2 separate regions of the Homo sapiens genome follow, and region 2 is linked to region 1. Evidence: chromatin contacts called from ENCODE Hi-C or POLR2A ChIA-PET data. All regions are on one chromosome and are shown on one strand. The core of a region is the stretch at or near the end of the contact, and the rest is flanking DNA. Distances in the headings are between cores, read along the strand shown.

Evidence for each region. Hi-C counts contacts between places; a loop is a spot of excess contacts on that map. ChIA-PET counts read pairs that join two places held with the same protein, here RNA polymerase II (POLR2A). Pooled maps may share reads with other maps.
Region 2: a loop to region 1 is called in a map of CD4-positive, alpha-beta T cell, with 2.3 times the contacts of the local background. The contact joins two enhancer-like sites. A Hi-C loop is called at or near these places in 5 of 168 maps with a recorded cell type or tissue (CD4-positive, alpha-beta T cell, CD4-positive, alpha-beta memory T cell, CD8-positive, alpha-beta T cell and 1 more) and 11 of 50 pooled maps. POLR2A ChIA-PET finds 5 or more read pairs at or near these places in 14 of 52 experiments (CD4-positive, alpha-beta T cell, CD4-positive, alpha-beta memory T cell, OCI-LY7 and 7 more).

What each region holds. Positions count from the first base shown.
Region 1 is chr2:161,954,225-161,961,257 of GRCh38, forward strand. SLC4A10 (solute carrier family 4 member 10) reads left to right here. Exons shown (of 27, transcript NM_001178015.2): 20 at 2,765-3,016; 21 at 4,263-4,331. Among named protein-coding and RNA genes, the nearest start is that of DPP4, 120 kb to the right of the region's middle. Within about 2 kb of position 2,672, at least 3 of the 41 ENCODE cell types and tissues checked have a DNase peak (open chromatin) inside an H3K27ac peak, as active enhancers do; they include CD4-positive, alpha-beta T cell and CD8-positive, alpha-beta T cell, where a contact is called at or near this core.
Region 2 is chr2:161,990,502-161,997,934 of GRCh38, forward strand. It overlaps DPP4 (dipeptidyl peptidase 4), which reads right to left. Exons shown (of 26, transcript NM_001935.4): 24 at 4,799-4,871; 25 at 4,460-4,533; 26 at 1,744-2,883. The coding sequence ends at 2,782. Among named protein-coding and RNA genes, the nearest start is that of DPP4, 80 kb to the right of the region's middle. Within about 2 kb of position 2,135, at least 3 of the 41 ENCODE cell types and tissues checked have a DNase peak (open chromatin) inside an H3K27ac peak, as active enhancers do; they include CD4-positive, alpha-beta T cell and CD8-positive, alpha-beta T cell, where a contact is called at or near this core.

The DNA.
Region 1 (7,033 bases), core at 1,422-3,921:
TAGTCTTTTATGTGGTTAACTTGACAGATGCAGGAAATTGCTGCCAAGCTTTGAAATGAATTTTTTCAGCAGTGGCATCTGGGTATCAGATGGTCCTCTTGGCTGGCCTCTTGTCTTGCTGCATGTTGGTTTTAGTGGGGTCTGGTGTAGCATCACCTGTTGCTATGCTCCCTTTTCCTCCCATATGTCCATTTCCTGTGATTCATGGATGAATGTGAGAATAAAAGCTCTAGCTCTGTCTTTATTTGAGAAAAAAATCTACAGAAATATGTTAGAAGGTGTAGAGTTCTCTGTCTGACAAAGGGATACTTCTCTTTGGCTGGCATGCCTATCAGCTAATAATTTTGTTACAAAGTCCAAGTTTTTAAAGACATTTTAAATGAAAGGCAAGAAGGATACTGGTTAGTTAGGGGAAGAGCAAGAACTGCTTTATTTATTTCCTTTGGTTTACATTAAATCAAGATGCTGCCATTGTTGTACAGCATAATTAGGGGAAATTATATTTTTGTTTTTGTTATATATTTATATATTACAAAACTAGCTTTATAAATTTAGAAAAGAAATTATTTCCTCTGAAAGAATTATTTTGCCTACTTCCTGCAATTCAGAATCCCACTGTTTACATTTGTATCATATTTTTAAAACATTCAATAAGAGCTATTGGAAATCACTATCGCGACAAAGATCTCCCTCATATTATTGAGATGTAGTGAATGTGGACTCTGAGAAAGTCCAGGTGTGCTAAAAAGTACAAGCCTGACTCTCAAGGCCCCCTGTCTTCTGCCCTCCTCTGATGCTCATCTCACAGCCACCAGCTCCTCTTCCATCTTTTGATTTCTCTTAGCAGTACCATAATTTTGCAAAATAGCTCCAAGGGGGCACCATTCACATTGTACTCCCTCAGAGGCAGAGGCTTAAGTATGAGGTCCTTCCCTGTTCTACATCCTTCTCACTCCAGAGTTGCTAGGACAAAACACTTCTCAAACTGCTTAAGACATTGTCCTTTAAAGGGACCAAAATCTGAGTTCTATTCTATGGAATTACATCTTCCAAAATGTTTTGCAAAAGGGCCAAGGGATGATATTATGGTCCTGGCAAAACTGTTTCCTATGCTTTTTTGGTTATGCTGACACCAGGCAGTTTCTCTTCCTACTCTTCAACTCTTACTAATCAAATTCTTTCTTGAGTTACTTGCAAAGAAAAGTTTCCAGAGTCATATTCATTCAGGAAATTGAGTTAGATATTTTGGTAAATTGTAGTATTGCCCCAGTAAGCTGAATCAATGAAGGGTACCATTGCTTTGGTGTCAACATAGGAGGAACAGGTCCTTAGGCACATAACTCTCATTGTCTCCTCACTATCATCTCTTGCACTTTTATAATTTGGAAAGGATGAGCAGAAAGGAAAGAAAGTACAACTGACTTTAAGAACCTTCTTACTAAGAAAACAAGAAAACAAAATCACAGAGAAAAGACTACCATGACAAATATGCAACAAATACTCAGTGTGTTTCACACTCCAGGCTATAAGAGCTCTCATACTGACTACAAACTGCTTGAAGTTATATAAAACTACCTCTAAAAAAGACTATTATTCTCCTAGAAGAATTGGTAATTTCTGCTCATGGTCATAATAACAAATTTAACTGCTGTATTTATTTTAAAATTACACTTACTAAATTTGATTCTGAAATGTTTGATGCGTATTTTATTTTCAAAAAAGTCAATTTGTAACTTTTATTGATTGCTTATTGTGTGCCAATGATTGTGCTAAAAACTAGAGGAAATACTGAGAAATTATATAAGTTATCTGATCTTAAGAAACATATTAATAGTTTTATTAAGGAGCCTTGAAACCTAATGAGTACAAAAGAAACATTTATTGTTTAACCACTAGAATATAATAGTACCTAACATTTTCTGATTGCTTTCTATTCAACAGATATTATTCCAAATGATTTACAACATCAACTAATTTAATTATCACAACAGCCCAGTGAGGTGCCTTCTACTATCATCATCATCGTTTTTCAGATAGGGAAAAAGAGGCACAAGAGCTTAAGTGATTTATTGGTTGAGCTAGCATTTCATTCCAGGCAGTCTGACTCCAGAACTTATATTCTTAACCACTTTATTATACTGCCTCTCATAAAGCAGTCACTAAAAATTAAAAATAAAAGGTGGAACATAAAATAGGCCATCCCTTTGGCTGCTTCTGAGGCTCTACACTTCGATTCCTGCAGGGTATGGAGGGAGTGCTCTTCCCCATCTTTGATTTCCCTCCTCAGAGAGCACCCTGTCTGTGCAAGAGGGCAGTTTTCACACACCCCATTGCACCTATTTTTCCTCCTTTACATTTCCTACCTGGTCCTAGGAGGCACTTAGTTTGCAACACCTGGAGATCAGTGACAGTGGAGTAGCATAACAGAGGAAATAGAAAACAAAAAACCGTGATTTCTAAGGAGGGGCTTAATTTGTCTAGTGCTGAAACTGAAGCAAATTAGAACAAGATAGCACTATATTAAGGAGAAAATGACTATACAGGGGAGCTTAGGCTCCATGATATTATTTTTTCTAATAGAAGTCACCCAATGAGACAAACGAGGGCAATTGGAAACTGAGTGTTTGTTTAAGAGTTACTCCAGGAGATCTGATATGAAGGGCTTGTTGAGTATCATCAGGAAGTGGTTTCTATTCGCAATCAGGCCACCCTTAGCCCTGTTATTGACACAGTTTCTTTCTCTCTTTCTTTCTTTTTTAAACAGAAAGGTTGTGGGTACCATCTGGACCTATTAATGGTGGCTGTCATGCTCGGTGTATGCTCCATCATGGGCCTGCCATGGTTTGTGGCTGCCACAGTCCTCTCCATCACTCATGTCAATAGCCTAAAACTGGAATCAGAATGCTCAGCTCCAGGAGAACAACCCAAATTTCTCGGCATTCGGGAGCAAAGGGTTACTGGGCTTATGATTTTTATTCTTATGGGTTCATCAGTCTTTATGACCAGTATTCTGAAGGTAACAAAATCTGTCTTTATGAACTTGAGAGAAAGAATACATTTATCATCATTTAAAATTTTCATTTGAATCTGAGCCATAAATTTGCAAATATTGTGTGGCATGTGATGAAAGTGATGAATTTCTGAACCATGTTTATATAATTCTTCATAACCTAAGGGAGGGAAATTACGTCCTATATTTTAAAACCCTTAAATACATAAAAATTTAGTCTGGCAAAGTAAAATTTGATGAGTAAATTATTGTAACAATTTTGAATCGGTGATCAAGCTATGGGAAAAAGTCACTCATTGTTTCTGACTGACTTGTGACCCGAATCCATTACAGGCATTCATAAAGATTCTATTTTCTTGTCAGTGGATAAATATATTAGCAGTTAATATTACTTACTATTAATAAGAGATAGAGGTGAAGGGATGAGCCTGGTTATAGTCACATACGCAGTTTTCCATTTTAAGTGCTCTGTAAAACCACTGTCTGGACATCATCATTGCATATAGTGATTTTTTTTTCACACAAAACTTGAAATCTATTTTTAAGAGGATTAACTAGTAATTATTTTGTCATGTAATTTTGTCAGATATTTCCAAGGTGTGTCAATTGCGCTATAAATTACAACACATTTTATTTGCCTATAATTTGACATTTTAATTAAATTATTTAATGATTTACACTAGTTTACTTGTATTTGATCATTAACACAAGTACCTTTGCAAGAATTAATCTCTGTTATATAAGTAATTATGTTATAGACATAAGATGATGTGAACTATTCCAATAAAAAGAGAAAATCTGAATTATCCATATATTTACAAATACCTGGTATAATACAGGAAACACATCTAAATGTTAGCTTCATTTTTAATCCACCTTTAATCCAAATATCTTATCTTTGTAAAGCAAAATTCAAGTTGTCTCCAAAGTAGCATAATAATAATATTATTGTTCATTATATACTACATGGTTTTTAAAAATAGATTTTGACCTATTAAATAATTATAACAACCCTATTGTTATCATCTCCTTTTAGATATTGGGAAACTAAGGCACAGAGAGCTTAAGTAACTTACCTAAGGTTACACAGCTAAAAATGCTAGAGCTGGAACTTGAATCCTTGTCTTCTGAATCTGTACTATACTGTTTCTATTCAAAAATGCCTTTTTTCCCTGTTTTTTTCTTTGATAAATGCAAAACCACAATCTATTTGAAAATGATTTCTGCCTTTTCTCCAATTGTTCTTTTACAGTTTATTCCCATGCCAGTGCTATATGGAGTGTTTCTTTATATGGGTGCTTCATCTCTAAAGGGAATTCAGGTAAATTACTTACAGTACTACAGGCACATCTGTGATGACTGACCTTAAGGTCTACTGATAAGTCATGTGACAGCTGAGAAAATGCCACCACCTGAGGAACAGCTTTTAGACCACAATTAAATTTCTTCAAACTTGTCAGAGTTACAAAAGTTAAAGAAGATTCTCTCCAGCATCTAAGGTTCATAATCTTATGGTACTTTTCTTTATCATAAGTATATTAAAACTGTAAGAGGCTTAGATTTTACAGCATTTTTAGAAAAATCATAGTAGTATATTTCAATATATATCCAAATATTTATAATATTTGACACTTTAATCATGTGTATGGACATCTATTGGTAAGAATAGGAAAAGTCTTTATGCACGAAGATGTTCATTGTAACACATACTATTAAAATATTGGAAACAACCCAATTCTCTAACTGCAGTCAAATAATTAGGTAACCTATGGTATATTCACTGAAAATTGATAATTATAGGAACCACAAAAGTAACATGGCAAAAATGCTTACAACATAATACAAAGTAAGAAACTATTGACCATAGGTTTATAAAGCTATGAGTTTGAGCTGGGTTGTGAAGGAAGGTGTAGAAATAAGAACAATTTGTTGAGATAGTGATATCCCGGGGGTTTTCCCCCTTGTTTTGTTTGTTTTACTGTTATATTTATAGGATTATTTTTAAAATTAGACTAAAATAAAGATATAAGCAGTTTCAAGTATAAGGGGAACTTTATGAATTATTTAAGTAAGTATTGGTTAAATAAATATTTTAGGCATGAATTTGGCAACAGATCAGCCAGATGGTTCTGGTTCAGGATGTCCCATGTGGTCACTGTCAGGGTGTGGACAAGGTCCACAGCATCTGAAGGTTTGATAGTGCTGGAGGATCTGCTTGCAAAATGGCTATTCCACAACTGTGGGCATGAGGGCATCAGTTCTTTTCTACCTGTTGGTAGGATGACTCAGTCTTTTGCCACAGTGGCCTCTCCATGGAATCCTTAGTGTGTCCTCAAACCATGGAATGTGACTCCTTCAGAGTGAGCAATATAAAAGAGAGAGAGAGAGATAGAGGAGAAAGGAGAGAAGAGAATGAGAAAGAGGATGAAGTGCTTTTTGACTTAGTCTTCAAAGTCATACATGGTCTTTCCATGTTTTCTATTTGTTAGAGGCTATCCACTACTAAGTCCAGCTTGCACCCAAGTGAAGGGAAAAGGGAGACTATCTCTTGAAGAGAAGAGTATCAAAGAATTTGTAGACACATTTTAAAACCTCCACAAGTGTATTCTAAATTTTTACAGAAGCTGTAGGCAAATTCTTCCCACGTATTTCTTTGATGATACTGTTATTGGTTGAATAGTGAGTGTTTCCTGAAAATTTATGTCCACCTGGAGTCTCAAAATGTGACCTTACTTGGAAATAGACTATTTGCCTATGTAATTAGATATGGGTTTCAAGACAAGATAATCATGGATTTAGGGTGGGCCCTAAATCTAATGACTGTGGTCCTTATAAGAAGAGAAGAGGGGTTGAGTGTGGTGTGGCTCATGCCTGTAATCCCAGCACTTTGGGAAGCCGAGGTGGGCGGATCATGAGGTCAAGAGATCGAGAACATCCTGGCCAGCATGGTGAAACCCCATCTCTACTAAAAATATAAAAATTATCTGGGCATGGTGGTGGGCGCCTGTAGTCCTAGCCACTTGGGAGGCTGAGGCAGGAGAATTGCTTGAACCTGGGAGGCGGAGGTTGCAGTGAGTGGAAATTGCACCACTGCACTCCAGCCTGGGAGGCAGAAAGAGACTCTGTCTCAAAAAAAAAAAAAAAAAAAAAAAGAAGAGGGGAGAACACAGAGAGACACAGGACAGGGAAGAAGGCTATATGAAGATGTAGGAAGGCCAGGCACGGTCAGCTCACACTTCTAATGCCAGACCAAGGCGGGTGGATCACCTGAGGTCAGGAGTTCGAGACCAGCCTGACCAATATGGCAAAATCTAGTCTCTACTAAAAATACAAAAATCAGACGGGTGTGGTGGTGCATGCCTGTAATCCCAGCTACTCAGGAGGTTGAGATAGAAGAATTACTTGAACCCGGGAGGTGAAGATCGCATTGAGCCGAGATCATGCTACTGCACTCCAGCCTGGACGACAGAGGGATACTCTGTCTCAAAAAAAAAGAAAAAAAAAAAAGGGAGAAAGAGATTAGAGTTTTGTTGCCATAAATCAAGGGTGCTAGGAGCCACCTGGAGCTGGAAGGGGCAAGGAAGTTTTCTCCCCTAAGACCTTCAAAGGGAGTGTGGCCCTGGCAATATCTTGCTTTAGGCTTCTGGCCTCCACAAGTGTGGAAGAATATATTTCTATTGATTTAAACCACCAAGTTGTGGTAATTTGTTAGGACAGTCCTAGCAAACTAATAGATTTCTACTTAAATTGTCCCTTGAAAAGTCTTGTTTTATAATTTAACATTATTTAGCCCAACACTCCAATGTTCTTGAAAAAGAGACTAGAGACTTATTCATCATATAGTATTTTGTCAACTGAAAAGCAAAAATAAATTGCAGCTTTTTCTATAACACAGCTAGACTCACTGATGTTCATAGCATATAAGAGAATAGTTAACCTGCAGGACAGGCAGCACGGGATCTCTGTTCCTGAGCAAATGACTAACCAGCTTCTGACTTTGGGAGAAAAAGCAGAACTTAGGCC
Region 2 (7,433 bases), core at 885-3,384, 36 kb after region 1:
GAGAAAATACTGCACATGCTTAGAAACTAAAGAAATATTAATCCATATCATTTTGATATTGTATAAATATTAAATAGTATCTGACTTAGATATTACGATTATAATATCTGACTTGTATGATATATGATGTTGTACAATATCTGACATTGTACAATGTCTGGCTTCAATTAAGATAAAAGGAGAATTTCTATTTAATTTGCTTTTATGACTATTAATGCTGTCCAGGATGTGAACATATATTACTACCGCTTCTTGATATACAATTCTGCAAAGATTGATCCAGCTACTCACAATGATTGAACTGTATTAAGAAACAGAATTTTGACAAGAAGAGTCCTACAGATTGGAAGGTCAGTTTGTGGTTCCAATGGAGGAGTGGGAGTTGAGATTTAATTAAGGTGAAGTGACTCAATGGCATGCTCTGAAGCTGTAGTTGAAGATGGATTTCACAATCCTCTGTCCATTCCTATGCATGACTCACCAGTCTCATGTTCAATTGGTAGATTTTTTTTTCCATTTCTTCCATTTTTAGGTTTTTATGCTGTAGCTCACCCTGTCTGGGAAAACTTTGTCTAGCAAATGGTCTGAAGCTAAGTTTAAACTCATAAAGTCAAATTTTTAAAAATGAGGCTGTTTTGCAAATAATTGAAAAAAATGATGTTTTCTGTTATCTGGATATTGCTTTGCTAGGCCAAATTCAGCATTTAAAATTATTGCTTTCGGTCAGATGTGGTGGCTCACGCCTGTAATCCTAGCACTTTGGAAGGCCAAGGCGGGCGGATCACCTGAGGTTAAGAGTTCGTGACCAGCCTAGCCAACAGGACAAAAACCCATCTCTACTAAAAATACAAAAATTAGCCAGGCATGGTGGCACGCACCTGTAATCCCAGCTACTTGGGAGGCTGAGACAGAAGAATCGTTTGAACCCAGGAGCCGAGATCATGCCACTGCACTCCAGCCTGGGCAACAGAGCAAGACTCTGTCTCGGAAAAAAAAAAAATTTATGCTTTCTTTTTTTCTTTTTTTTTTTTTTTTTGAGACGGAGTCTCATTCTGTAGCCCAGGCTGGAGTACAGTGGTGTGATCTCGGCTCACTGCAACTTCCGCCTCCCGGGTTCACACCATTCTCCTGCCTCAGTGTCCCCAGTAGGTGGGACTACAGGCGCCCGCCACGATGCCTAGCTAATTTTTTGTATTTTTAGTAGAGATGGGGTTTCACTGTGTTAGCCAGGATGATCTCGATCTCCTGACCTCGTGATCTGCCTGCCTCAGCCTCCCAAAGGGCTGAGATTACAGGCGTGAGCCACCATGCCTGGCCACTTTCATTTTTATAGTAATGTCAACCACAAATAGTCAACCACTTAAATAATTGACTACTTCTACTGAGCCATAAGAACTGCCAGAATGATATTTCTGATCTTATTCGTTCTTATATAAGCCTCATCATAGTTCCCTGGAATAAAATTATAAATTGTGTATGATATAAGTAACTAAAATTAGTTTAAGTTGATTTCTCAAAAGCTGTATGTATTTATGATAAGAGAAATTGCACATTATTAGGCAAAAACCTATGAACTGTTTAGCTTAACACATTTTTATATATCTAATTTTTTTACCAAAGCTGAACTCTTTCCATGTTTACAAGGTAGTCTGGGATTACTAACAAAATAAACAAGAGCCTTTCTAGATAAATGTGTCCATATGCCAGTGCGGTTTAGGTCTTATTCAAGACACAAGTCATTACTTCTGAAAAAATGAAGGCACATTTATTAAATGACTGGGAGAAATTCCATAGTATGTAGAATGGGAATAATAATACATAACATTGTATTTTATGTTCCATTTTTTAAAATGAGTCCAAGGAAGTTAAAATATTCTTTTAATTAAGACACTCAAAGAAATGAAATAAGAAAAATTGATGCAAGGACTCCTTCAAGTTAAGATTTGTGATACAAATATTTTCATCTTTTAACAGGGCAAGCTGATGTGTTCACATCTCAGTTTCAAGCTGCCTCTTTCACTAGGAACATCAGTATTTTTTTTTAAAAGCACATTTACAATGCTTTCCCATCACCCTTGCTGTGTTTTTGTAGCACCTATAGCCATAACTGGCACCTGGGGGCCTGCGTTGCTGGCAGTTTCCCTTACATTTCTTTGGAGTCTTTTCAACTGCTGTGGTTTTACTTAGAAGTCAGTGCTTTGCATATTTGATTTCCTGAGACTGTTTGAATAGTCTTTCTCAGAAAACTGTGCCAGTCTGGCTGTGAACAGCTCTTCTCCGAGGGGAGCTGACAGTAGCCTGCTCGTGTTGGTATGCTTGGACTTGGGTTCCCAGCCATGCCCTGCTATCTTCTCTCCCTAATCCCTCTTATCCTGTCCCTGCCCTAGTGACATCACTGCCCACATCTTGCCATCCCTTTAAAGAAGAGAACAACATTTGAACCAGTCCAGTTAGAAAAAGATTAAAATCCTGCTCAGGGAATCTATGCAAAGCCTCCATAAAAACAATTCCTATTTGTTGTTTCAGCAGCTGATGCAGAAATGATTTTAAACAATAAAACCCGACCGGATAATTCAAACTTCTGTAAGGTAATAATCTGTTGTGAAGACAGAAGTCCCTACTTAAGATGATAGGTATGAAATTTGGGAACAAAGGTAACCTTAAGTTTCTTGATTTGAGTGTGTATTTTAAAGATCATCATCATCTTGACAGTGCAGTTTTGAGATAATGAAAACAAAAATGAGTTTTAATAAGCTTTAAATGGCATGGTATTTTGAGGTGCTAAGGTAAAGAGAAACATTGTTTTATGAAGTGGCTCATGTGGGTATATATATGTTGGTGTGCTGTGCTGCTAGCTATTCCATGGTCTTCATCAGTATACCACTAGAGAGAGAAAGAAAAGAAGTTAGAATTAGGAAGTCAGTACTCTTCTTAAAAAAAAAAATACGTAAATTCAAATGAGCTCTCACGAGCATACATGGTATAAAACAGAGTGTTTTAATTCCTGAGGCAGTTTATAAACTGAAACGGGGTCAAAGAGGGGGTCTAATTTTCCCCCAGAGCTTTTCCAGGGCACGTTGTTCTGTCCTGCAGAAGTCTCTGATCCTCTTTTGCAGGTGCTGAGAGAACTCACTGTGAATTTGGCTTTATTGAATAGTGCTTTAAAGATACGTACATTTTAATTAAAACACCCAATCCATTTCCAAATTTGACTCAAAGGGCGCTTACACAGCATGCATGGGAAGGAATGATTATCCCATTAAGCCCACTTGTTTTAATTAAACTGTTATCAAGTGTTAAATTTCTCTGTACTCTAGTAAGATAAACTGTATTAAACTAAATGATTTTTTTTAAAGCAATATTGCCTAATATATAGCACCTAGAAACTGGAAAAACTCTATTTCAATATTACATATATATGTTTAATAGAAGTGAAGTCAAAAATCAGATGTATTATTTGTAAACACTTAGATTTTAAACTGGTATTTTAAGAAATCTGTGTATTTGACATTTATGTAAAAGGAATTAATGATCTGGGACAAAAATTTATTGATTCATACCTTGTTAAATAATTGGGAAGTCATTACCGGGCAAACATAAATTATGGAGACATAAGTTAACTTTAAAAAAAGCTTAATTAAAGTAGCATTTGTCTTTTCTTTGAATAGTAGAAAAATAAACTTCAACCTCTTATAAAACACTGACCCAAAAGATAGCCAGTTTTTCTCAGTATCAAGTAACTGTCCCACTCCTGTGCATTGGGCACCATTTGAACTGAGCACAGAGCAAATCATGTGTGTTAGAGGACACATAAATACATATACATACATGCACACATTAAAAATACGTTTTCCTTCATCTGAAAATCTCTAATGCAGAAAATGAATTTGACATAATACGTAGAAATATCCTCTGCATAGACAACAACAGCTCTAGCCATTCCTGACTTTATAAAACAATCCTAATTGTTTATCGCCTGTGGTTATTCAACAAAAGATCACCTTGTAATTGCAAAAACTGAAGCATGCTGATTATTAAGATCCCACTGTTGTTAGAATAGCTAGTAATACATACCAGACAGAAATGGATTTTCATATTTGAGCTGAGCTATTATCATGCTGGTTTCACTTTAGAATTACTCTGCCACACATTTACTGAACAAGTGATTACTTTTGAATCAAAATAGGGAGAGACTGAACAATCACATGAACAGGAGAGCAGTGTCTTGATACTCCCAGCATATGCGATATTGTGCTTCTTAACCCCAAACTCGCTAATATTATTGAGCATTACTCTGTGCATGGCTGAAGGATACCACTCTTCTGACTTCACGTTGAAAAAAAAATTTTTAATGTTTTTATTCTGTCCTGTCTGTGGCACTGCTAAAAGAATTAGCCCAGAAAGAGGAAACTAGACCCCACCAGCAACTTCCCTCCCCTTGCACAAAGTTTTTCTATACCATTGCCTGGAAATCCACTCCAACATCGACCAGGGCTTTGGAGATCTGAGCTGACTGCTGAAAGTGAACGTTATCTGCAGGGAGAGAAAGGAAACATAAAGTAGCTAATAGCCACTCCAGTTTTCTGGTACCAAGGGGTGGGAAAGGCACAAGAAGAAAGGGACTGTTTGAAGTTCTAGGACTCAGCATCCCATTTAGCCCAAGACAAGTGACTTGTGGAAAGCAACACTGTTTTATTGAAGTAAATGTAACAGTCTTGCCCCTCATGCTTTTGTTTTGTCAGTAGTGAAATTGCAAACCTGTCTGTGATACTAAAAAGTCTAATTAACTGAAACTCACCATCTGCTGTTCCATGAATAAGGAGGTACTCAACTTGTTTAAAATTTTCAGCTCTGCTCATGACTGTTGAATTCTGGAATTGGGAGAAAGAATGTCATTATTCAAAAAAGGATCTGCCATAAACTGATTTTTCACTTCAGTTTACAAAATAAAATGTTTTCAGCTGGGGCCCCCTTTGATACAAAATATAGCAAACCGATATTCAAGCAAATGCTGTCTCCATGCATGGCAGAATGCACAGCATGCCCTGTGCCTGGGAGACAGGACTGGAAGGGAGGATGCCACATCTTCCCTGAACATGCAGGAAGAGGGCACCTGCCACCCAGCCTGCATGCAAAACCCCTTGAGTCCCAGATCCCAGATTGGCTGTGTCCTATGCATTAGCACAGGGCAGAGTCTCATATTAGTAATGTATGTTCCATGGGCTTCTGCTGTAGTTCAGCCAAAAAGTGTATTGCCATGGCAACCATGTGTCACATGGTGCCATACATGCTACATTTCAAAGAGCCTGTACATAGCATTTGCAACTAAACATACTCTGCAATATGTCATGTGAACTTTGGTCCACATTGCTGAGCTCTGAATGAAAAGCAAATATTACCTCTTTGGGAACAGATGTTAAAAACCTAGGCAAATGTAACATATGGGAGGGGAAGGGGGTAAAAAAGATCAAAAGTGGCCTTAGAAAATCAGTGGGTTGCTGTTGTCTGCCTCATTCTGTCTATTAGAGGAGATACTATTTGATCAAGTCATACCCAAATTAGCCAAGAAATAGGATAAAAAAAAAAATTGGGAAGTCAGCTTTTTGAGACTGCTATGTGGCCTGAGCCAGGGCTCCTAGAATGAGGGTCAGGAGTCTTGGATGAAAAAGCCATTTGAAATCATCTAAAGCTGGTCATCTAATCTGAATTTGAGGATATTTACCAAAGTTGGGATGAAGGTAAAAATGCCATAAAATACTGTAGTGCCTTTGGGAGGGGGTGAGCTAGAGTCTACTTTGATGGTCCTGTTATGTGTTGGGCAGGAAAGGGGCAGCAGCATCTCCATGGGTTTAAAAGCAGCCAGCTCGTCCTGCAGCATCTTGGTGAATCAAATTCAACTTTATGAAAGCCAAGGTTTATATTTCACAGATATCTCTGTAGCTCATATCAGCTTATATTTTTGATGGGAACCTTGGTGGTCTGGCAGGAAGGGGATGGGGCTAAAGTAACAGTGTTTGTATTCAAGTTCCAGTTTCAATATCAGTGAGCTATGCAACTGGAGGTATGCTGCTCCTTGAGCTTTGATTTCTATAAGATTGGAATAGAGTAGTCCCCGCTTATTGGCAGTTTTGCTTTCTATGGTTTCAGTTACCTTCAGTATAGTACAATAAGATATTTTGAGAGAGAGAGACTACACTCAATTAACTTTTATTACAGTTTATCATTATAATTGTTCTATTTTATTATTAGCTATTGTTAATCTCTTATGGTGCCTAATTTATAAACTTTATCATAGGTATGTATATATGTAGAGGAAAAAAACCATAATGTATAAAAGGCCTCGGTACTATCCACAGTTTCAGGCATCCACTGGGGGTCTTGGAATGTATTCACCTTAAACAAGGGTGGGCTACTGTAACTCCTCTTACTCCATCACAATAATAGGAACTAAGAGGCATAGCAAAAGCATTTTTAGGGGGTTAAATTTCTGATGCTGATGTGAGAATTCTTTAACAGTGTTTCTGGAAAAAAGACATTTTATCTACGACTTTCAGGACAGAGCCACCCAAAATGTTTCAGTCGAATGAATGTCCCAAGGTCATCCTGGCCTAGTAGGCTTAAAACAAATGCCCTTCCTCTTCTGTGCAGGCTGGTTCCCACTTGTTCTGACCATATTCCATTTCTCACCCAAATTGAAAATTTTACTCATGAACTCTCAGAATAAAAACCTGAGTGAGACTCCTTTTATTTTTGAGAAACTTTTTTTGTCTGGTAAGATGTCTCAGATAAATACATCTAAATATAAATCCATCTGTCCATCCATCCCAACATCACCATTTATCCCTCCGTTGATTTTTTTCATCTAGTCAATCAATATTTACTTATTATGTACTCCACTAAATGATAAGATCCATAAGAAAAAAGATTTGTCTATATTATGCATTACTCTTAACATCTAATAGAGTGCAAAATATTTATCAATTAAATGAGTAAATGAAATAAATGATCAAGCACTTGCAGTGTCCACTATATTTGGTACTAGTTTTGCAGAATCAAGTGTTATCAGCTGGAGTGGGCAAAATAAAATATGCTCATTCTGAAATGTATTGAGATATATTTTGCCCACTTTCTATCCATACACCATACCATTCATGATAATAGCTAACATTCAATTGAGCATTTACTCTGTGCCTGTCGCTGTGTTAAGCATCACATATAAATAAGGGTTTATAAAAGCACTGCTATATCAAATCCTTGCAATATTTGCGTAAAATAGGTCTAGAACAATTCTCCTTTCAAGATGGAGGCACCAAGACTCAGAAGGTGAGTAACCTGCACCCGGTCACAACTACAGCAAGTGTCAGAGCTGGACAAAGTCTGACAGCAAGCCCTTTTTACTTCCTACATTGCACTGCGTCTCCACTAAAATTCCA